Linked DNA regions of Homo sapiens: regions 2 and 3 are each linked to region 1. A link is an interaction called in ENCODE POLR2A ChIA-PET data of the cell type or tissue named here. Cell type or tissue: MCF 10A. All regions are shown on one strand. Each heading gives the region's core, and the rest is flanking DNA. Links, peaks and the distances in the headings are about the cores only. Region 1 overlaps HNRNPF (heterogeneous nuclear ribonucleoprotein F). Region 2 has its middle 12 kb from the start of ZNF485. Region 3 overlaps ZNF487 (zinc finger protein 487).

What was found. Peaks named below come from ENCODE experiments on the same cell type or tissue, not always from the same donor. Only the 100,000 strongest peaks of a DNase experiment are listed, where the experiment ranks them.
Region 2: POLR2A ChIA-PET joins it to region 1 with 5 read pairs; 2 of 35 experiments call an interaction of 5 or more read pairs at or near these places.
Region 3: POLR2A ChIA-PET joins it to region 1 with 6 read pairs; 33 of 35 experiments call an interaction of 5 or more read pairs at or near these places.

What each region holds. Positions count from the first base shown.
Region 1 is chr10:43,393,845-43,401,073 of GRCh38, forward strand. It overlaps HNRNPF (heterogeneous nuclear ribonucleoprotein F), which reads right to left. Exons shown (of 4, transcript NM_001098204.2): 2 at 2,612-2,746; 3 at 786-844. Among named protein-coding and RNA genes, the nearest start is that of HNRNPF, 12 kb to the right of the region's middle. RefSeq lists enhancers at 1,493-2,380, 2,553-2,822, 4,157-5,042, 5,581-5,720 and a silencer at 2,943-3,402. In MCF 10A, for the core only: no CTCF peak of the experiment used is centred there; DNase peaks (open chromatin) are centred at 2,487, 3,007 and 3,527.
Region 2 is chr10:43,591,051-43,598,279 of GRCh38, forward strand. It overlaps the pseudogene LOC107984165. Among named protein-coding and RNA genes, the nearest start is that of ZNF485, 12 kb to the right of the region's middle. RefSeq lists an enhancer at 4,506-4,585. In MCF 10A, for the core only: no CTCF peak of the experiment used is centred there; no DNase peak of the experiment used is centred there.
Region 3 is chr10:43,445,291-43,452,519 of GRCh38, forward strand. All of the region lies in intron 1 of ZNF487 (zinc finger protein 487), which reads left to right. Among named protein-coding and RNA genes, the nearest start is that of ZNF487, 12 kb to the left of the region's middle. In MCF 10A, for the core only: no CTCF peak of the experiment used is centred there; no DNase peak of the experiment used is centred there.

The DNA.
Region 1 (7,229 bases), core at 947-5,946:
CTTCAGGGATGTGACGCACATAGTTGACACTCATGGTTAATTCTCTCCCCAAATATACTCTGTTCAACCTTCTGTCTACCTAAATCCCACTAATCCTTAAGGTCTAAGCTCAAATACACCACCTTTCTCAAAGGTCTTCTCATTATCCAAATTAAGTCTCATGCTCTACACTAACCACAGCACTCTTGTGTTGTTAAAGGGGTCTTAAACCCACAATAGGAGCCTACTGGGGAGAAACTTGTGCCTGTTTTGTTGGCCACCATGACCCCATCCTCAGCACAGACTTGACCCAGCTGGTCCAAGATTAGCCAGGATTAACTGTTGCCCATGTGTAGGGGGGTCAACACCTTCCTCAAGAAGGCAGTGGCCTGGCTAGGCTGAAAAAGACATACAAGCAGCATAAAAAATAAAAACATTTCATAGAAGAATTACTTAAAATGCCTAATCTTTTACATGTCATAAGTGTTTTGCATCAGGAAATGTTTCAGAAGCAAAATTACTTCCTCTCTGAAGGCAAGGCGAAGAGACCATTCCTTTCCAAAACACATGTGTACACTTAAAACACTTACTGCTTATTTTTACTCCAGAATTGGTTTTCTGTTCCATTTCTCAGAAGTCCTAAGGCTTTTCATTAACTAAAACTCAAGCTGAAAAGAGCCCTGTGGTGTCCTGCTCAAGGTTAATGTTAGGGACAAAACTTTTTTCACTCCAGGCTGCTAAACAAATTTGAGTATAACAAATATAAATACTGCAGCTGAAAAGGGGCTCTTCTTAAAATAGCTTACCTTAAAAACAACCACGGATGCCTTCAGTGGGAGACACTTCTGGATGGTAATGAAATGTCCTAAAAAAAAAACAGAGCGATATTGGCTGTGTGGTCTCAGATCCTAGGCACTGGCTCTGGGATCAGAACTCCAGGTAAGGACAGAAACAGCTGGGAAGCCCTTTATATAGCCCGTGGGTTTAAATTAAATCTCACACCCCATCCACCTAACAGCATTTTGGAAGTATTATCTTTTCACAGGGCAATACAGAGCACAACAAAAGGGAAACGCCTTATTGATCTTGATGAGATTTACTCTTGATGAGATTCTCCTGCCTCAGTACCTGGTATTACAGGCGTGCACCACCCCACCCAGCGAATTTTTGTATTTTTAGTAGAAATGGGATTTCAATATGTTGGCCAGGCTGGTCCCAAACTCCTGACCTCAGGTGATCCGCCCGCCTCTGCCCAATTCTAAGTTTGTACACTGAGGACCCTAAGTGCTGGGAGGAAATTTAAATATCGGGGGCAGGGCACTTGGGAGGGAGATGGGTGGGGGAGAAGTGACAACCACAGGGGACTTGACCTTAAGACCCCTCTTTCACTGGGATAGCATGGGCAAGGAGCAAGGGTGCTTGCTAGAAATTGTTCAGTCTGATTTATAGGAACCCCTCTGTAAGCAGTGTGGAGACACATCCAAAAGACACTTTCAGTTTTATTGGGTAACTTCTTTGAAATATGCTTCACTAGAACATACATCATAATCACTAGATCACCAACATCCCAGTAAAAACGCTGCCCCAAAGGACTAGGACACGGGCTGAGGGCTATGGAATTCTGAGAACTAAGCTGCTTGAGTTTTGGAAATGTGGAATTAGTAAAACCAGCTAATTATGCTGAACCTGTTGTCTTAACATGAAGATAATCAAATCTGCCTTGTCTTGCAAACTTCCAGTGATTATTACTTAAGACACTATTGGGGGGGTGTACAAATGGAAAGCATTACATTTATTAGGAAACCTATTCAGGGGTGAAACAGTTTCAAGTACTCTGGAATCAGGTTTTCAAAAGGCTTCAACAATCCGACTTGTTCAAGGATCTAAAGGGTGGAACCCAGTCATCTTAATGATCTGATCCACTTATGCCCTTGTTTATCCCTGCGTGATCCACAGACCAACACCCTGAGGCGTCTCTGGGGACATGCACAAGCTGGCAACCAGACCCACGTACACCCATTTACCCCAATGGACCAGCCGCTGTAAGCCTGTAGACCACGGCCACTGCGCACCGCCAACGCACGCAGAGGAAGAGTCTGGTCTCCCCGTCCGCAGCGCCAAGAAAGCGCTGGGGGCGGGGAGGGCTGCTCAGCTCCCCCAGGTGACTGGACCCGGAGGTTTTCAGATCGAGCTTGCACGGGGGCCACCTAGATAATTAAAACACCAACCCTAAAACAGATCTGGGTGGGGGCTAAGAATCTGCATTTCCAAAAAGCGCTCCCGAACGAGCTCTTCGCAGTGATACAGGTTGGACGGGATTAACGCTTGCCTTCAGGCAGAGCCAATCAAGATAAATAGGGCGCGCCGGAGTCCTACCAGTTCGGCTATCTGCAGAGTAAACAGGGCCGTTCAAGCACCACCCACCTCGTTTTCTTTTGTTCAGGACAGGACTCGAGGAAGGATCCTGGCCTCCCCTCCTAGACACACTCCCGTGCCCCCGGGAAACCGGGCAGCACTCTCGCCAGGAGGCTGGGAGCGCGTCTGGCCGCGCCGCCCCCATTACTCACTTAGTTCCACTCTCAAACCAAAGTCCACCCGGCCGGGCCCGCGGACTTTCATGCTCTAGACTTACCACGGAGGCGAGCAGGACTGGTTTCTGTTGCTACCAGGCAAGCGCGGCTGGCAGCCAAGAGCCCCGAAATTCCACCGAAGCTCAACCACGCAGAGGGCTCCGGGGAAACTCCAGGTGCATGTTTTTGTTCTCAACCTGCAACAGAAATCCAAGTGGTGGTGGGGTCCCTTCCGCAAGGTGGGAGGCCCGGGCGCGCGGTAAACGTGTTTTGGCGGGAAGCAGCGCCGAGGCCCCGAGACAAGGTGACGGCGACGTTCCCGCGGCCTGCTCACGGCACTCCAGCAGCCTCGGACCGCCCGGCCCGGCAGGAAGGTCGGCCCCAGGGCCTGCGCGGGCTCGGGCGGGAGCTTCCGGGCGGGGGGCGGAGCGAGCGGCGCAGCGGGGAGAGTGGGGGCAGGGACGGGAGGGTTCCCGGAGGGAAGGGCGCCTCGCGGGAGGGGGAGGGGAGGGGAGGGGAGGGGAGGGGGCCCCTGGCGGGCTTCCGGGGCCCTGAGGGCGAGAGCGAGGGCGACGGCAAGGTGGGGTGGGGGCTGCTCCCCGGCCCGCCAAGCTAGCGCTGCCTAGGCGGGAGCTCGGGGACCCGCGGGCCGAGCGCGGCTGAAGGGAGGGAAGGGAAGAGGCGCTCGTAGGTCTGCGTCCGTCTCCGAGCGACCGGGGCGGCGGAAAGGGACCTGGGGGGGGCGGCCGGGACTGGAGTGGCGGGGCCGGGGCGCCCGCGCGGCGGCTCACCACGCCAGGGACTGGCCCGTCGGCCCCGAGGAGGCGCGGGGTCCGGAGTCCGGGAAGCGGAGGCCTCGTGATCCAAGACCGGCAGCCGGACGTGGGTCACGGGGTGCAGAGGAGGAAGTGCCATTGCCGGGCCCGCCAAGATGTCACCAATGGGAAACGCGTGCCTGCAGGTGCGGCCCCGTGGCCCGCGCGCTGGGCCCAGGCAGGAAGTGGGGGAAGGAGAGAGTCAGGGCGGCGGGAAGACATTTCTCCGAGTTCTCCCGAAGGGAGCCAGGCGCGAGCGCGACCTGGGGAAAGTCCAGAGTGCCAGCCACGGGGAAGGGCGGGCAGTGCAGAGTGGAAGAGAAGCCAGCAAGTTAGACACAGCCCCTCTCTGGGAGGCCGCCTCTAAAATGGAACTAGCGGACGTACCTTGGTTTGTACATTTGACCATGGACACACGTAAAGATTTTGAAAAAAAATCTTTGAAAAAAAATTTTTTTAACGCAATTCCTAAACTTTTAACTAACGCAATTTTGTGGACCTCTGAATCTTAATTCAAATGAACTGGAGAACAACTATAAAGCAATTTCGATAATATGATCAGTGACATTTTATATTGCAGAATTGTAAATTTTGTTGTCATTATACTGTAATTTTATTTCTTTAAAAGACCCTTTTTAGAGCCACAAATATTTGCAGATGATACCTGATTTCTTGAATGTTTCAGATTACGTGGAAAGTGGAAATATACATGAAACAAGATGTGCTATGAACTAGTAATTTTTATTAAAGCTCCTGATGTATACATAGAGTTTCATTACACTTGTTTCTACTTTTGTGTATGTTTGACTGTTTTGTTTGTTTGGTTGGTTTTTTTTGAGACACAGTTTTCACTCTGTCACCCAGGCTGGAGTGCAGTGGCATGATCTTGGCTCACTGCAACCTCTGCCTCCTGGGTTAAGGCGATTCTCCTGCCTCAGCCTCCCGAGTAGCTGGGACTATAGGCCCATGCCACTATACCCAGCTAGTTTTTGTTTTTAGTAGAGATGTGGTTTCACCGTGTTGGCTAGGCTGGTCTCGATATCTTGACCTCGTGATCCCCCTGCCTCGGCCTCCCAAAGTACTGGGATTATAGGTGCGAGCCCCATGCCCGGCCTGTTTGGAGTTTGTTGTTGTTGTTTTTTTTTTTTTTTGAGAGACAGTCTTGCTCTGTTGCCCGGGCTGGAGTGCAATGGCACGATCTCGGCTCACTGCAACCTCCCCTCCCAGGTTCAAGCGATTCTCCTGGCCTCAACCTCCTGAGTAGCTGGGATTATAGGCGTGCGCTACCACACCCTGGCTAATTTTTGTATTTTTAGTAGAGACAGGGTTTCACCATGTTGGTCAGGCTGGTCTCAACTCCTGACCTTGTGATCCACCCACTTCAGCCTCTCAAAGTGCTGGGATTACAGGTGTGAGCCACCGCGCCCGGCCTGTTTTACGTTTTTAACAGAATTATTATTATTTTGAGACAGGGTCTGGCTCAGCTGCCCAGGCTGGAATGCAGTGGCACGATCATGGCAATGCAGCCTCAACCTCCCAGGCTCAAGCAAGCCTCCAACCTCAGCCTCCTGAGTAGCTGGGACCACTGGCATGCAACCACACCCGGCTAATACAACTGTTTGTAAAACTGAGAGAAAGCAAGTCTTTAGAATGCACTTACTAAATAACACGAATTACAGGGAACAGTAACATACTGCATATAGTGATGTAGACTGTGGGAAACTACAAGGACAAATGAGCCAGTCCTACCTCAGAATAGTTCCAGCCAGATAAAAGAACCCACAGAATTATGGTTATGTTATAAAATAAAGCAATTAAGTTTTAGAAATCCATCTTGAAATATTTGTGATGGCTTGGATTTGTTTGAAGTTGTCCACAAAGTAGTAGGTGGGGAGATGGAGAATAACTGTCCATGATTAGTAACTGTTGAATCTGTGTGACAGGCACATTAGCCTCAACCTCCTGGGCTCAAATGATCCTCCCACCTTTAGCCTCCCCAACGTAGCTGGGACCACAGGTGCATGCCACCAAGCCGGGCTAATTTTTTTTTTAATTTTTTAGTAGAGGCAAGGTCTCTCTATGATGCCCAGACTGGTCTGTAACTCCTGGGCTCAACTGATCCACCTTGGCCTCCCAAAGTGCTAGGATTATAGGTATAAGCCACTGTGCCTGGCCCAAGGCAAGTTTTAATTATTGATCAGTCACCATAGGGTTCCTGCCTGTGAGGGAACAATGTGTGCAGAAGACTTGAGCCAGGGGTTGTATTGTGCAACTGCAGCTAGGTCTGAGATCAATGGTAGGAGATGACATAGCCTTAAAGGCCTGGTTTGGTGTTCAAAGGCCAGTGGGAAGGCATTTAATGGAATGTGGTGTGAAAGGAGTTTTGCTTTTTAACACAACAGTCTAGATGCTATCTGGAAAATGAATGGTGGGAAGAGATACATGGAGACAAGATGGGAAGGAATGAAACAAGTCTAGGAAGACTGGTGGGAGAAGAATGTGAAAGAATGTGTAATGTAGAGAAAAATGACTGAGTCTGGAGACTGACTGACTCACCAAGAAATACTACGCACCTAAAAGATACAGGAACTGTAGTGGTAAAGAGACACAGTTCCTGCCTTGGTGGGTCCAGTAACAGTGGAGTAGGAAATCAAGAAATGTACAAATATATGATGACAAATTTTAGAATGAACGAAAAACAGAAAATAGGCATTAGCTCAGATTGGGGTTCTGAGGAAGTGACATTTAAACAGACAGGAGCATGGGTGAGTGGGAACACTGAGTGATGAATTTCATGTAGAAAGAAGGGAAATTCTTTTTTCCTTGATAAATAGCTGAGGTTTAAAGTAGAAGCTGGCCAGGAGCAGTGGCTCAAGCCTGTAACTCCAGCACTTTGGGAGGCCGAGGTGGGAGGATCACTTGAGCCCAAGAGAGTTCGAGACCAGCCTGCGCAGTATAGTGAGACTCCCATCTCTATATAGGAAAAAGATAAAAACTGAGGGAAAAAAAAGAAGTTAAAAGCCCATTATTCTTTTTTCCTTCTGTACATTATCTCCCCTCTGGACACTTGTTCAAATTATTTATATTTTTTACCAAAGCCCTTTACTGGGATACATTTTGGTGCTGGATGCTTTGTATTCATATTCTTATTTCGTGGTGAATCCTTTAGATTGAAGAAATTTTAGGACACAGCTTCTGCTGCTCGTGTCTGTTCACCACATGAGAAGCACAAGATGCATCTTGGGGGCAAAAATTCCCCATCATGGTATATAGTATGTGAGCAGATCATAGACCATATTTGTTATGGATGTTTTCCTTTTCTGTTGGAAATATTGAAAATTGGGTTTAATGGCCTCAAAAGTATCTTCCAACCCAGCAATTTTATAAAATTCCTATTCAGTCACTCTTAAGTACTTCCTGCTGTCATGAACTCAAGAATTATGATACAAGACACTAATTCCATTTAAAAAAATGCACCAACGCACACATTTGTACTTAACTTTTCAGGGGCACATGTATCTGAAGTGTGAGAATTCTAACCCAATTCACACAACGTGCCAAATTCAATACACAGAGCTATCCTAAAAGCTATTAAGGACTGAGAAGTGGCCAGGCACAGTGGCTCATGCCTGTAATCCCAGCACTTTGGGAGGCCGAGGCGGGTGGATCACGAGGTCAGGAGGGCTAATACGGTGAAACCTCGTCTCTACTAAAAATACAAAAATTAGCCAAACGTGGTGGCAGGCACCTGTAGTCCCAGCTACTCAGGAGGCTGAGGCAGGAGAATGGTGTGAACCCGGGAGGCGGAACTTGCAGGGAGCCCAGATCGCACCACTGCACTCCAGCCTGGGCGATAGAGCGAGAC
Region 2 (7,229 bases), core at 1,389-6,388, 200 kb after region 1:
CTCAACCTCAAATGATATGGCCTACTGTAGGAGCTAAACATAGGATTTGTGGAAACTATTAATGGCTCTTAATAACATAAAAATTTGGGAAATAATTAAAAAAAGCATCCAGAAGAACACTCTACAAACTTGTCTTTGGATGTTGAAAAATTAAAAGAACAAGTATTTAAAGCATCCCAGGCACACCTGACCTTAATGCCAGGAACTGGAATGCTTGAAGGAGCTGCAGACGGATTAGCAGCTAGTAACCCATTAAAATAGATAAAAACACTTGAAGGCTTTGTGATTTCAATGATGATTGTGCTTTTAATCTGTGTTGTCTTTATACAGTCTGCAGATGTGGCTCCCGACTCCTGCAAGAAGTAGCTCAGTGTGATAAAGCCGTCTTTGCTTTTATCGTCTTGCAAACACAAAAAGGGGTAACATGTTGGGAACAGGCCCCCAAATCTGGTCATAAACTGGCCCCAAAACTGTCCATAAACAAAATTTCTGCAGGCCTGTGACATATTCTTGATGGTCATGATGCCCATGCTGAAGGTTGTTGGTTTACTGGAATGAGGGCAAGGAACACCTGGCCCACCCAGGGTGGAAAACCACTTAAAGCCATTCCTAAACCATAAACAATAGCATGAGCTTTCTGTGCCTTAAGGACATGTTCCTGCTGCAGATAACTAGCCAGAGCTTATCTCTTTGTTTCGGCTCATCTCTTTGTTTCTCATAAGAAATACTTTTAGTTAATCTATAATCTATAGAAACAATACTTATCATTGGGTCGCTGTCAATAAATATGTGGGTAAATCCCTGTTCATGGCTCTCAGCTCTGAAGGCTGTCAGCCCCCTGATTTCCCACTCCACACTCTATATTTCTGTATGTTTGTCTTTAATTCCTCTAGTGCCGCTGGGTTATGGTCTCCACGACTGAGTTGGTCTTGGCATGAGCAGATGTTCCAGTAGGCAGAGGCTGAGTCTCTAATACTGAGTTCAATGTTACCACTGCATACCTGGCATGTTGAACCCCTTCTAGCACAAAACTACTCCCATCTGTGAAGTACTTGACATCTGGGTCTCTGAGGGGTCTGTCTGTAAGATCTTTCCAACTGGAGAGTACCTGCATCTACCATTTTGACACAGTCATGGAGGGGAGCTCCTGGTTCAACTGAGAGCAGAGTAGCTGGGTTTAGGGTGTTCACTCTTTCTAAAATAATGTAAGCATTTTTACACAGAAGCCTGTGGTACTGAGTCATCTTCTGGTTTGATAACCAATGATGCCCTCTTTGATCCATCAAAGTTATAACTGAATGTGGCACCCAGACGGTTAGCTGCTGTCCTAAAATGAATTTGCTAGCTTCTTGTGTTAACAAGATGGTGGTGGCTAATGCCTTAAGGCAAGGAGGCAATCCCAGCACCATGGAGTCCAGTTGTTTGGATAAATATGCCACTGGGTGATGCCATGACCCTATCACTTGAATCAGAACCCCTACAGCAATTCCTTTTCGTTCATGAACATATAGAAAGAAAGGCTTAGTTATGTCTGGTAGTCCTAAGGCTGGAGCCTGAGTTAAAGCTTCCTTGATCTGTTTGACTGCTATTTCCTGATTAGTTTCCAAAAGGAGGGGCTCCTTTTCTCCCCCCTTTGTGGCTTCATATAACAGCTTAGCCATCAGTGGGAAATTTGGAATCCAGATGTGGCAGAATCCTGCTGTCCCTAAAAATTCTCTTATTTGATGTCGGGTGGTTGGGGTTGGAAGCACACAAATGGCTTGCTTTCACTCATAGCCAAGCCGGCATTCCCTGTGGCTCACTATGAAACCTAGATATTTAACCTCTTCATGGCAAATTTGGGCTTTCTTTTTAGATACTTTGTAACCTGCTTTCTACAGGAGATAGAGGAGATCCTCGTTTCCCTGATAACAGTCCTCTCGGTTTGGGGCTGCCACAAGAAGGTCATCCAAGTACTGTAACAAGGGGCAGTTATCATTTGGTGGGGTATAGGCCTTGAGGTCTGAGGCCAATGCTTCCCTAAAGATTGTGGGAGAGTTTTTAAACCCTTGTGGGAGCCTAGTCCAGGTGAACTGTGTAGCTTCTTTGTCCTATTGAAATGCAAAGATAGGCTGACTAATTGGTGCCAAGTGGATACAAAAGAAAGCGCCCTTTAATTCTAAGACTGTAAACCAGGTAGCACTTGCTGGAATAAGTCCTATTAAAGTATACAGGTTGGGTACCACTGGATGGATGGTTACTGTGGCCCGGTTCACAACACACAAGTCCTGCACTGGTCTATACTCATCAGACCTTGGTCCTGGCAGCAGCTTTTGTACTGGTAAAAGTGGAATATTTTAGGGCGACTGGCATTGGACTAAAATGCCATGTTTATAGAGCCACTCTAAGTGTTTACAGATGCCCCATACAGCCTTTTGGGGAACTGGGTACTGACGAACCCGAACAGGAGTTGCTCCTGGTTTTAATTCTATTACTACTGGTGCCTGATTTACAGCTAACCCAGATGGATTGTCTTCAGCCCAACTCCAGGAATTTCTCTAACTAACTGAAATAATTTCTCTTCATCCTATGTACAAGGCTGCGTTGGTGCCTGTAGTTTCTTTCCATAAAGTCTCCACTCCTCAGCCTGTGGGATGATAGAGATTAACACCATGGCCTTCGGGTGACTTAGATTTAAAGTCATATCTTCCTGTGGGCCAAAAGTAACCTGTGCGTGCAGTTTTTGAGGTAGGTCTCTCCCTAACAAGGGAACTGGACGGTTTAGGAGCTATAGGAATTCATGCTGAACTTTTCATCCTCCTATAACACTCCTCCTTGACTGGCAGAATGGCCTCTTCTCTGAGACTCCAGTAGCCCCTGCAATAGTTTTATAGTTCTTGGATAATGGCACTAAGGGTTGAGTTACTACAGAGTGTTCAGCCCCAGTATCTACCATAAAGTCCATCAATTGTCCTCCAACTTCTAATGTGACCATAAGCTCCTGGAGGCCCAATGAGAATGATCCTGGTCTGTCCTAGTCCTCATATCCTTCAGCCCCTGCCAGCCCGATTAGATCAGTATCTGGTTCCTCTAGGGTGCAGCAGCCCCTGGCCAATGGCCTCTTTGTCTCACAGCCTTGGCCATTTCCCTCATTGCCTTTTGGACATTCATCCTTCTAGTGTTCCTTCTTTTTACACTGTGCACATTGATCCTTCTCTAGCCTTGGTCAGCTCTTGAATCCCTGTCTAACTAGACCTCTTCCACATCCACGTCCATGTCCATGTCCTCTCACATTACTAATCTCTCTTTCTATAAGGGCTGCTGCCAACAAATTGGCCTTTTTCTTAAGCCTCTGATCTGCTTCCTTCTTTGCCTCCTGGTCACAGTTAACATACACCTTAGTGGCCACTTCTATAAGCTGGGTGGCATTCATGCCTGAGAAGCCTCCCAGTTTCTGAAGCTTTCACTTTATGTCACCCTGGGCCTGTCCTATAAATGATGTATTTACCATATGCTGATGTTCAACAGCCTCAGGGACAAATGGGGTGAAAAGCTGGTATACCCCACAGAGTCTTTCATAAAACTGGCTAGGGCTCTCATCACTTCCCTGAAGCACCTCTGAGATCTTTCCTATATTGATTGCCTCTTTTCCACCATCCCTTAGCCCTTGCAGAAGTGCCTCTTAGTACCTCTGCAAATGCTGAAGCTGGGTCACATCTTCCAGGTCCCAGCTGGGATCTTGGTCTGGGAACTGGCCCGGAGTGTATGCCTGAGCATTCACTGTGTCTGCTGGTGCATGGGCTTCAAGCTGGTGGAGAGCTGCCTGGGTTACTCTCCTGTGTTCCTCAGTGTTAAACAGTGTGAGAAGAAGCTGCCTGCAGTTTGGCCAGGTTAGATTGTGTGTCAGAAGGATGGACTGCATCAGATCTATAAGAGCTTGGGGATTCTCCATATAGGAGGGAGTATGGTGTTTCCAGTTTAAGAGATCAGTGGTTGAAAAGGGCTGATAGATGCAAGTCCGTTGCCCCCCCTGGACTTGGCCTTGGTCATCACAATAAATGGGTCCTCACGTCTCCCTGAGAGGCACTTGCATAGCTTAAGCATGGTCAGATCTGAGACGGCCTGCTTGACTATCTTGACTTCCTTCCCTGGCCTCTCGAGGCTCCGATCCTTCCCTTTGGGGTGAAACCTGGGGTGTGCTAGCTCCTGAATTTCGTTCTTGGGGGGCTGTTGGCCTCAGCAAAGGGTGGAACACATGGAGGAAGAATCTCTGCTCCTTCTGGCAGCTCCTGCAAGACTGGCTTCTTTTGCTTCCTCTGGGACTTTCCCTTTAACTCTGTGTCTGCCAGCGAAGCTGCTCTTACTTTCATTTTTGGCTCAGCTCAGGCCACAAGTGTTTTCTGATAAGCTGCTAAACAGGGCTGGATCCAGGCCAGTCTTGTTTGTACTATATTTAACCATGAGTCAATATAAGAAATTGATCTGGATGCCCAGGCTGTCCTCCGACCCCTGTCACCACCTTAAATACATGGCCAATTATTTCCCTGTCTATAGTTCCTTTGGTCAGCCATCCAATACCAAAAGGAGGCCATTCTAATTCACAGAGAGTTCTCAACCTTTGGGGGGTCAGCTTAACTCCATAATCCCCTGCAAAATATTTCTTAAAGGTCTGTAACTTGCACTCCAATGGAGTGGGTTTTGATGACTTTCCTTCCATTCCTCCCTTTGTGGCGCAGTACACTCACTGTTCCTTTTGCCTCAGGCTGACCAGACTGTCTCCTATTGAGGGAGTTTTCAGATGCCGCTTAGCTTTGGAGGGGTTCTTATTCCCACCACAACTCTGAGCTGTGGGGCAGCTCCTATTAGTTGCATGCAGCTTGCCACTAGTCCAGGTCAGCCCCACACTTTGCTTGGAGCACACAGTGCACGCTAAGAGATTTATGACTCCCCACATCACTCCCCGCATTGGTTCCTTTTGAAACTGTTTCTTTCACACACTTTCACACACCTCCCCACTCCCAGTTCCTGTGTTCCTATTTAGGGTAGTGAGCCACTCTCACCACCTCCAATTTCCTTTTCCTAACCAACTTAGTGAGCCACTCTCGCATCCTGTGTTGGTTGGGGTGTGAGTTTAATCTAAATTGGTGAGCCACTCTCACTGCTCCCTACCTCTCTGGGTCGGATTATGAGTTACACCCCAGGAGGTGATCAGGCTCCCCTTCTGTCCTTATGGAACAGGTCCTGCCTTGGGCCCCAATACCTTACCGTGGTTCCTGAAGCATGCTGCTCCTGGTAATCCTCCTGTAGCCCCTCTCAGGTTCTGTTGCACTGCTGGGTAGGGGCACTGGGTCACAGGAGAGCCTATCTCCCCTCTGGGCTGAAGTTCTCCCAGCCACGCCTGGGGTCACAGTTTTCCCTTGACCCGGGGCTCCAGCCCCACAGGCAAAGGAGATAGTAAGCCTGTCATCTCCACTCCTGGCTGGCTTGCCAAAATGTTGTGGTAAACTGAGGACCAGAGAGATCGAAATGGGGAATATAAGAGGATGTTTATTTAAGGCACGCACCGGCTCAGTGGATTCACATCCAAAAACTAAGCATTGAACAAAACAGAGTTTAGCTTATATAGGCTTGCATTCAAAAGCAAAACAAAGGCAGTGAGTTTTACAGTGACTAGTCATGTAATCCATAGCATAACTGCTGACCTTGGCAATAACCTGTGGCCTTGCATAGCTAGTGGCTAGCAGCTGCATCAAAAGAAAAACAGGAACTTTGCAAATCCTACTAAATACAAGCATTGGCAAACATAGTCATAACTAATAGTACAATACAGGAGAGACAGTAAAGGAATTTTTCTTCTTTTAACCTTGCTTGGGGGTGTCTGGAGTTCATTTCTGCAGGCTAGGTCACCACGACCTGTCTATACCCTTGCCTGCAGCAGAGAAAAACTTGTGTTTCTCACTTCACCTTTAATTACTGCATTTATTCGCTTTTCTTGGAGTGAATAAATGCAGTACTTATTGTTATTATTATTTTTAAATTTCTGTCTCATGCCTATTGGGCTCCATAGTAGAATTGTGAGTGGATTGTATGCCACAATTACAGTATTAGAGCATTCCGGGTTTTTCTATGTATTTAATTTTACTAGTGTGTTTTGTACTTCCATTTTTTTCACATTAGCGATTTTTTTTTCAGACTGAAGAAGTCACTTGAACATTTCTTGTAAGATGGGTCTGGTGGCAGTGAATTCTTTCAGGGCTTTTTTTCTTTTGAGACAGGATCTCCTTTTCTCACCCAGGTTGGAGTGCAGTGGTGCAATGTTGGCTCACTGCAGCCTCAGCCTCCTGAGCTCAAGAGACCCTCCCACCTCAGTCTCTCTAGTAGCTGAGACTACAGGCATGCACCACCACACCAGGCTAATTTTGATTATTTTTTGTATTTTATTTTATTTTATTTTTTTTGTAGAGATGAGGTCTCACCATGTTGCCCGGGCTGGTCTCCAACTCCTGGACTCAAGTGATCCTCCTACCTTGGCCTCCCAAAGTGGTGGGATTATAGGTGTGAGCCCACTGTTCCAGGCCTGGTACGTTAGAATCATATCGGGAGCAATGACAAATAAGAAATGATGTTTAGAGCCCGGGCAACATAGTGAGACCCCTGTCTTTACAAAAAACTAAAAAATTAGCTGGGTATGGTGGCTGATGCTTGTTGTCCCAGCTACTTGGGGGGCTGATGTAGAAGGATGGTTTGAGCTTGGGAGGTGGAGGCTGCAGTGAGCAGTGACTGCCACTCCAGCGTGGATGACAGAGAGAGACCCTGTCAAAAAAAAAAAAAAAAGAAAAGAAAAAGAAAGAAATGTTTAACTTTCTTTGATTCGTATTTGCATGAATGTACGCTTTTTTTTTTTTTTGAGAGTCTCACTCTGTCACCCAGGCTGGAGTGCAGGGGCACAGTCACGGCTCACTGCAGCCTGGACTATTGGGCTCAAGCGATCCTCCCACATCAGCCTCCCAAGTAGCTGGGACCACAGGTTCATGCCATCACACCCAGCTAATTTTTTTGTATTTGTTGTAGAGATGGGGTTTCACCATGTTGCTCAGGCTGGTTTCAAACTCATGGGCTCAAGAGGTCCTCAGCTTTGAAATCCCAAAGTGCTAGGATTGCAGATGTGAGCCAGCATGCCTATATTAATTTTGTTTTGGGTGGGGGGGTGGTGAGAAAATCACTTTATTCTAATTAACGCTCAAACAATA
Region 3 (7,229 bases), core at 1,469-6,468, 52 kb after region 1:
CTTTCAGAATTTTGACTGGATGTTTTTATATCTTTCCTATACTGTAATTCTCATTGTAGGTCATGTTTTCTTGCCTGTTTGCATGCCTGGTATCTTATTGGATGTTAGGCATTGTGAATTTTACTTTTTGGATGCAGGATATTTTTGTATTCCTGTGAATCTTCTTGAGCTTTATTCTGGGATATAGTTAAGTTACCTGAAAACAGTTTGTTCTCTTTGGTTTTTGTCTTTTCAGGATTATTAGGCAGGTCCAGGGCATTGTTCATTCTGGGGCAAATTATTCCCCACTGCTAAGGCTAGATCTTCCTGAGTACTTTACCCAATGGGCCATGAATTATGACATTTTCTTTTTTTTTTTTTGATCCTCAAAAATTTTATTTTATTTTGTTTTAATTTTTTTTTAGTATTTATTGATCATTCTTGGGTGTTTCTCCGAGGGGGGATTTGGCAGGGTCATAGGACAATAGAGGAGAGAAGTTCAGCAGATAAACATGTGAACAAAGGTCTCTGGTTTTCCTAGGCAGAGGACCCTGCGGCCTTCCGCAGTGTTTGTGTCCCTGGGTACTTGAGATTAGGGAGTGGTGATGACTCTTAATGAGCATGCTGCCTTCAAGCATCTGTTTAACAAAGCACATCTTGCACCGCCCTTAATCCATTTAACCCTGAGTTGACACAGCACATGTTTCAGAGAGCATGGGGTTGGGAGTAAGGTTATAGATTAACAGCATCCCAAGGCAGAAGAATTTTTCTTAGTACAGAACAAAATGGAGTCTCCTATGTCTACTTCTTTCTACACAGACACAGTAACAATCTGATCTCTCTTTCTTTGCCCCACGTTTCCCCCTTTTCTATTCGACAAAACCGCCGTCGTCATCATGGCCCGTTCTCAATGAGCTGTTGGGTACACCTCCCAGACGGGGTGGTGGCCGGGCAGAGGGGCTCCTCACTTCCCAGACGTGGCGGCCAGGCAGAGGCGCCACCCACCTCCCAGACGGGGTGGCTGCTGGGCGGGGGCGCCCCCCACCTCCCAGACGGGGTGGCCGGGCGGAGACTCTCCTCACTTCCCAGACGGTGCGGCTGCCAGGCGGAGAGGCTCCTCACTTCTCAGACGGGGCGGCCGGGCAGAGGCACTCCTCAGTTCCCAGACAGGGTCGCCGCCGGGCAGAGGCGCTCCTCACCTCCCAGATGGGGTGGTGGCCGGGCAGAGGCGCTCCTCACCTCCCAGACGGGGTGGCGGCCGGGTAGAGATGCTCCTCACCTCCCAGACGGGGCGGCCGGGCAGAGGCGCTCCTCACATCCCAGACAGGGCGGCCGGGCAGGGGCGCTCCCCACATCCTAGACGATGGGCGCCCGGGCAGAGACGCTCCTCTCTTCCTAGACGGGATGACGGCCGGGAAGAGGCGCTCCTCACTTCCCAGACTGGGCTGCCGGGCAGAGGGGCTCCTCACATCCCAGATGATGGGCGGCCAGGCAGAGACGCTCCTCACTTCCTAGACCGGGTGGCGGCTGGGAAGAGGCTGCAATCTCAGCACTTTGGGAGGCCAAGGCAGGCGGCTGGGAGGTGGTGGTTGTAGTGAGCGGAGATCACGCCACTGCACTCCAGCCTGGGCAACATTGAGCACTGAGTGAGCGAGACTCTGTCTGCAATCCCGGCACCTCAGGAGGCCGAGGCAGGCAGATGACTCGAGGTCAGGAGCTGGAGACCAGCCTGGCCAACACGGCGAAACCCCGTCTCCACCAAAAAAAAAACCAGTCAGGCGTGGCAGCGTGCCCCTACAATCCCAGGCACTCGGCAGGCTGAGGCAGGAGAATCAGGCAGGGAGGTTGCAGTGAGCCGAAATCGAGGCAGTACAGTCCAGCAGAGGGAGACGGTGGAAAGCGGGAGACGGAGATGAGGGAGAGGGGGAGACCGTGGAAAGCGGGAGACGGAGACGACGGAGAGGGGAGAGGGAGAACAACATTTTTTTTTTGAGACAGAGTCTCGCTCTGTTGCCCAGGCTGGAGTGCAGTGGCACGATCTTAGCTCACTGTAACCTCCACCTCACGGATTCAAGTGATTCTCCTGCCTTAGCCTCCTGAGAGCTGGGATTACAGGCATGTGCCACCATGCCCAGCTAATTTCTGTATTTTTAGTAAAGACGGGGTTTCACTATGTTGGCCAGGCTGGTCTTGAACTCCTGACCTCAAGTGATCTGCCTGCCTCGGGCTCCCAAAGTGCTGGGATTACAGGCGTGAGCCACCACGCACAGCCTGAATTATGACATTTCTAATCTGCCTGGTGTAGGAACAGGCACTATTCCATGCCCTGTGTGAGCACTGGGCACTATTCCCTCTGATCTTTTTAGATGGTTCTTTTGACAGATGTGGGTAATGCCCTTATACTCATGTACTGATCAATACACTGCTGAGCTCTCAAGTGGGACGCTGCAGGTCTCTGGGGTTTTCTCTCCATGCAGCTCTTTCTTCTCTGGTGCTGTGTTCTGTGAATTCTAGCTGCCTGTGTCTCCCCAGACTATCAAATCTATCTTTTCAACTCAAGGAATCTGCCAGGCTCTGCCTTAGTTATTTTTCCTTGTAGCACATTCTACAAACTACTCAAGTCAGTTAGCTGGGGCACTTGTAGGACTCATCTCATTTGTTTCCTATCTCTTAGGGATTACTCTCTGTTTTCTGATGTTCAGGGTCTTGGAAACCATTTTTTTTTTTTTTTTTTTTTTGAGACGGAGTCTCACTCTGTCGCCCAGGCTGGAGTGCAGTGGTGCGATCTCGGCTTACTGCAAGTTCCACCTCCCGGGTTCACGCTATTCTCCTGCCTCAGCCTCCGGAGTAGCTGGGACTATAGGTGCCTGCCATCATGCCCGGCTAATTTTTTGTATTTTTTGTAGAGACGGGGTTTCACCGTGTTGGCCAGGATGGTCTCGATCTCCTGACCTCGTGATCCACCTGCCTCAGCCTCCCAAAGTGCTGGGATTACAGGCGTGAGCCACCATGCCTGGCCAATTGGAAACCATTTTTGTCCTTACGTTTTGTCAAAAAATGTTTTTTTTTTCCAATATAACCTGGTCCCTGTTACTCAATTCGTCTTGCGCTGAAGTGGAGAATTGAAGATGGGGCATCAAGCATTCATTTCATCTCTTATTGAATTCTAATAATAAAAGTACAGTTGACCCTTAAACAAAATGGGTTTGACCTGTGTGGGTCTATGTATATGTGGATTTTTTTCTTTTTTAAGGAGATGGGGTCGGCTGGGTGCGGTGGCTCCTGCCTGTAATCCCAGCACATTGGGAGGCCGAGGCAAGTGGATCACTTGAGGCCAGGAGTTTGAGACTGACCTGGCCAAGATGGCGAAACCCTGTCTCTACCAAAAATATAAAAAATTAGCTGGGCGCGGTGGCGCACACCTGTAGTCCCAGCTATCGGGGAGGCTGAGACAGGAGAATCGCTTGAACCTTGGAGATGGAGGTTGCAGTGAGCCAAGATCTTGCCACTGTACTCCAGCCTAGGTGACAGAGGAAGACTCCGTTTCAAAAAAATAAATATATAAAAATAAAAAAAATGAGCTGGGCATTGTGGCAGATGCCCATAGTCCCAGCTACTGGAGAGGATGAAGCAGGAGGATCACTTGAGCAGGAGATAGAGGCTGTGGTGAGCTCTGATTGCATCACTGCACTCCAGGCTGGGTGACAGAGTAAGAACCTGTCTCCGAAAAAAAAAAAAAAAAAAAAAGGCTGGGTGCAGTGGCTCAGGCCTGTAATCCCAGCACTTTGGGAGGGTGAGCCAGGCAGATTGCCTGAGCTCAGGAGTTTGAGACCAGCCTGGGGGACATGGTGAAACCCTGTCTCTACTGAAATACAAAAAATTAGCAGGGCATGGCGGCGTGGGCCTGTAATCCCAGCTACTTTGGAGGCTGAGGCAGGAGAATCGCTTGAACCTGGGAGGCGAAGGTTGCAGTGAGCCAAGATTGTGCCACTGCACTCCAGCCTCAGCGACAGAGCGAGACTCTGTCTCCAAAAAAAAAAATCAACTGTATATCTAATGGTACTGAAAAGAGAGAAACCACAAGACACTGGTATATATTGACATACACAAGTCACAGAGAATAGAAATGGACTGGATGTTGAAGCACAGTGATGCATATATTATTATTCAAGTCAACTCACTATTTAAAGCTAATTTCATAGGAAAATTCTACTTAATTCAGTCTAACATTATGTAAGTAACCAAGGAAGAGTTAACAGCTGTGTTACAGAAGTGAACTATAAGCTTGTGAATTCAGTATTTAAAAAAAAATTCCTTTTCAGTATTTTGTAATGCTTCAACATGCATTTTGAGCTTATTTCTGTTTATATTGTTGTAATGTTCCTCAGCAGTTAACATGTATTGAAGCATTTTTTTTTTTTTTTTAATGAGACTGAGTCTCACTCTGTCGCCCAGTCTGGAGTGCAGTGGCACTATTTCAGCTCACTGTAACCTCCGCCTCCTGTGTTCAAGTGATTTTCCTGCCTCAGCCTCCCAAGTAGCTCGAATTACAGGCACCCACCACCACTCCTGGCTAATTTTTGTATTATTAGTAGAGACGGGGTTTCCCCATGTTGGCCAGGCTGGTCTCGAACTCCTGACCTCAGGTGATCCACCTGCCTTGGCCCCCAAAGTGCTGTGATTACAGGTGTGAGCCACCATGCCAGGCCTGAATGTTTACTTTTACTTTTAATGTAAGTTTTAATTTAAATACTGATACTTGATTCAGTTATTGGAAAACTTTTTTGTTTTGAGACGGAGTTTTGCTCTTTTTGCCCGGGCTGGAGTGCAATGGCACGTTCTTGGCTCACTGCAACCTCCGCCTCTCGGGTTCAAGTGATTCTCCTGCATCAGCCTCCCGAGTACCTGGGATTATTGGCATGTGCCACCACACCCGGCTAGGCTAATTTTGTATTTTTAGTAGATACAGGGTTTCTCCATGTTGGTCAGTTTGGTCTCGAACTCCCAACCTCAGGTGATCCATCCGACTTGGCCTCCCAAAATGCTGGGATTACAGGTGTGAGCCACCAAGCCCGGCCTCTTTTTTGCTTTGTTTTTTTTTGAGACGGAGTCTCACTCTGTTGCCCAGGCTGGAGTGCAATGGTGAGATATCGGCTCACCACAACCTCTGCATCCTGGGTTCAAGTGATTCTGCTGCCTCAGCCTCCTGAGTATCTGGGATTACAGGAATGTGCTACCACACCTGGCTAATTTTTTGTATTTTGAGTAGAGACGGGGTTTCACCATGTTGGCCAGGAGTTCGACTCCTGACCTCAGGTGATCTGCCCGCCTCGGCCTCCCAAAGTGCTGGGATTATAGGCGTGAGCCACCATGCCCAGCCGGAAAGCTTTTAAGTGCCCAGAATAATTTGGGTGTGTGAATGCCTTTTTATCCATAGTAAATTTAATAAAATCTAATTATAGATCAAGTATTTCTGATGTAAATTTAGCATCTAAATTTAAGTGGCTGTGAAGTATAAAATAACAGTAGATACCAATGACTTAGAAGAAAAAAAAGCCTTGACATCTCTATTTCCTCGTCTCTAAAGGTGATAACACTTGCACTATGGTGATCCTACTAGTAATACATTTGGAGCCACGTTGTAAACTTCAGAGTTTGCACCATTATTATTATTTTTTTATTATTATTATTTTTTGAGATGGAGTTTCGCTCTTGTTGCCCAGGCTGGAGTGCAATGGCGCGATCTTGGCTCACTGCAACCTCCATCTCCCAGGTTCAAGGATTCTCCTGCCCCAGCCTCCCTAATAGCTGGGATTACAGGCATGTGCCACCACGCCCAGCTAATTTTGTATTTTTAGTAGAGACGGGGTTTTTCCATGTTGGTCAGACTGCTTGTGAACTCCCGACCTCAGGTGATACGCTTGCCTCGGCCTTCCAAAGTGCTGGGATTACAGGCGTGAACCACCATGGATGGCCTATTATTATTATTATTAGAGATGGAGTTTTGCTCTTGTTGCCCAGTCTGGAGTGCAATGGTGCGATCTCAGCTCACTGCAAACTCCACCTCCTGGATCCAAGTGATTCTCCTGCCTCAGCCTCCTGAGTAGCTGGGATTACAGGTGTGCGCCACCAGGCCTGGCTAATTTTGTATTTTTAGTAGAGACGGGGTTTCACCATGTTGGTCAGGCTGGTCTCGAAGTCCTGATCTCAGGTGATCCACCCGCCTTGGCCTCCCAAAGTGCTGGGATTATAGACTTGAGCCACTGTGCCTGGCCAAAGTTTGCACCATTATTATTATTATTATTTTTCTTTTGAGATGGAGTTTTGCTCTTGTTGCCCAGGCTGGAGTGCAATGGCGTGATCTCGGCTCACTGCAGCCTCCACCTCCCGGGTTCAAGCAGTTCTCCTGCCTCAGCCTCCTGAGTAGCTGGGATTACAGGCATGGGCCACCACGCCTGGCTAATTTTGTATTTTTAGTAGAGACGGGGTTTCTCCATGTTGGTCAGGCTAGTCTCGAACTCCCGACTTCAGGTGATCCTCCTACCTCAGCCTCGCAAAGTGCTGGGATTACAGGCGTGAGCCACCGCACCTGGCCAGTTTGCACCATTATTATGGGAGCACTTGCAAAGCCTGCCAGTTGATGGTAGGGTGGAAAAGAAGAGGACAACTAGAAGAGAGTTCCTACACCGCAAAGTAAACTTTGCTGGCTCTGCGAGGAGCAGGAAACCTGCATGATGAGAACAAGGACTGGGTGGCACTGCAGGAAATGCTCAATTCGAGTTTCACTTCCTGTGTTATCACTTTTTCTTTGCTGCAATTTCATCTTTGTTGGTCAATTCTCTTTTAATTTTCCATTTTTTTACATTCTATGTAAATGTAGTTTTTATGAACTAGAGAGTCTGACTCCATATTTTATCTTTGACTACTGTCAGCTCTCAAGCCCCACCTCTTCCCTCCCCTTCTGTCCCACACCTGGATGGCTGATTCAAAAGCCCAGGTGCTTCCTCTTTTGGCTCTAAAGGCAAGTTCAAGCCATGCAGGCCCCAGCATGTGCATTGGAGCCTTCATTTCCCCCCCACTCCTTAACCTTAATAACACCCAAAGCCAGTCTCTCTTCCCTGCTCTCAAGCCATTTTTTTTTCTTCTTTTTCTGGAGACAGGGTCTTGTGTCACCCAGGCTGGCGTGCAGGGCCCTGATCACAGCTGCCAGTAGCTGGAACCACGGGGGTGTGCCACCACGCCTGGCTAAT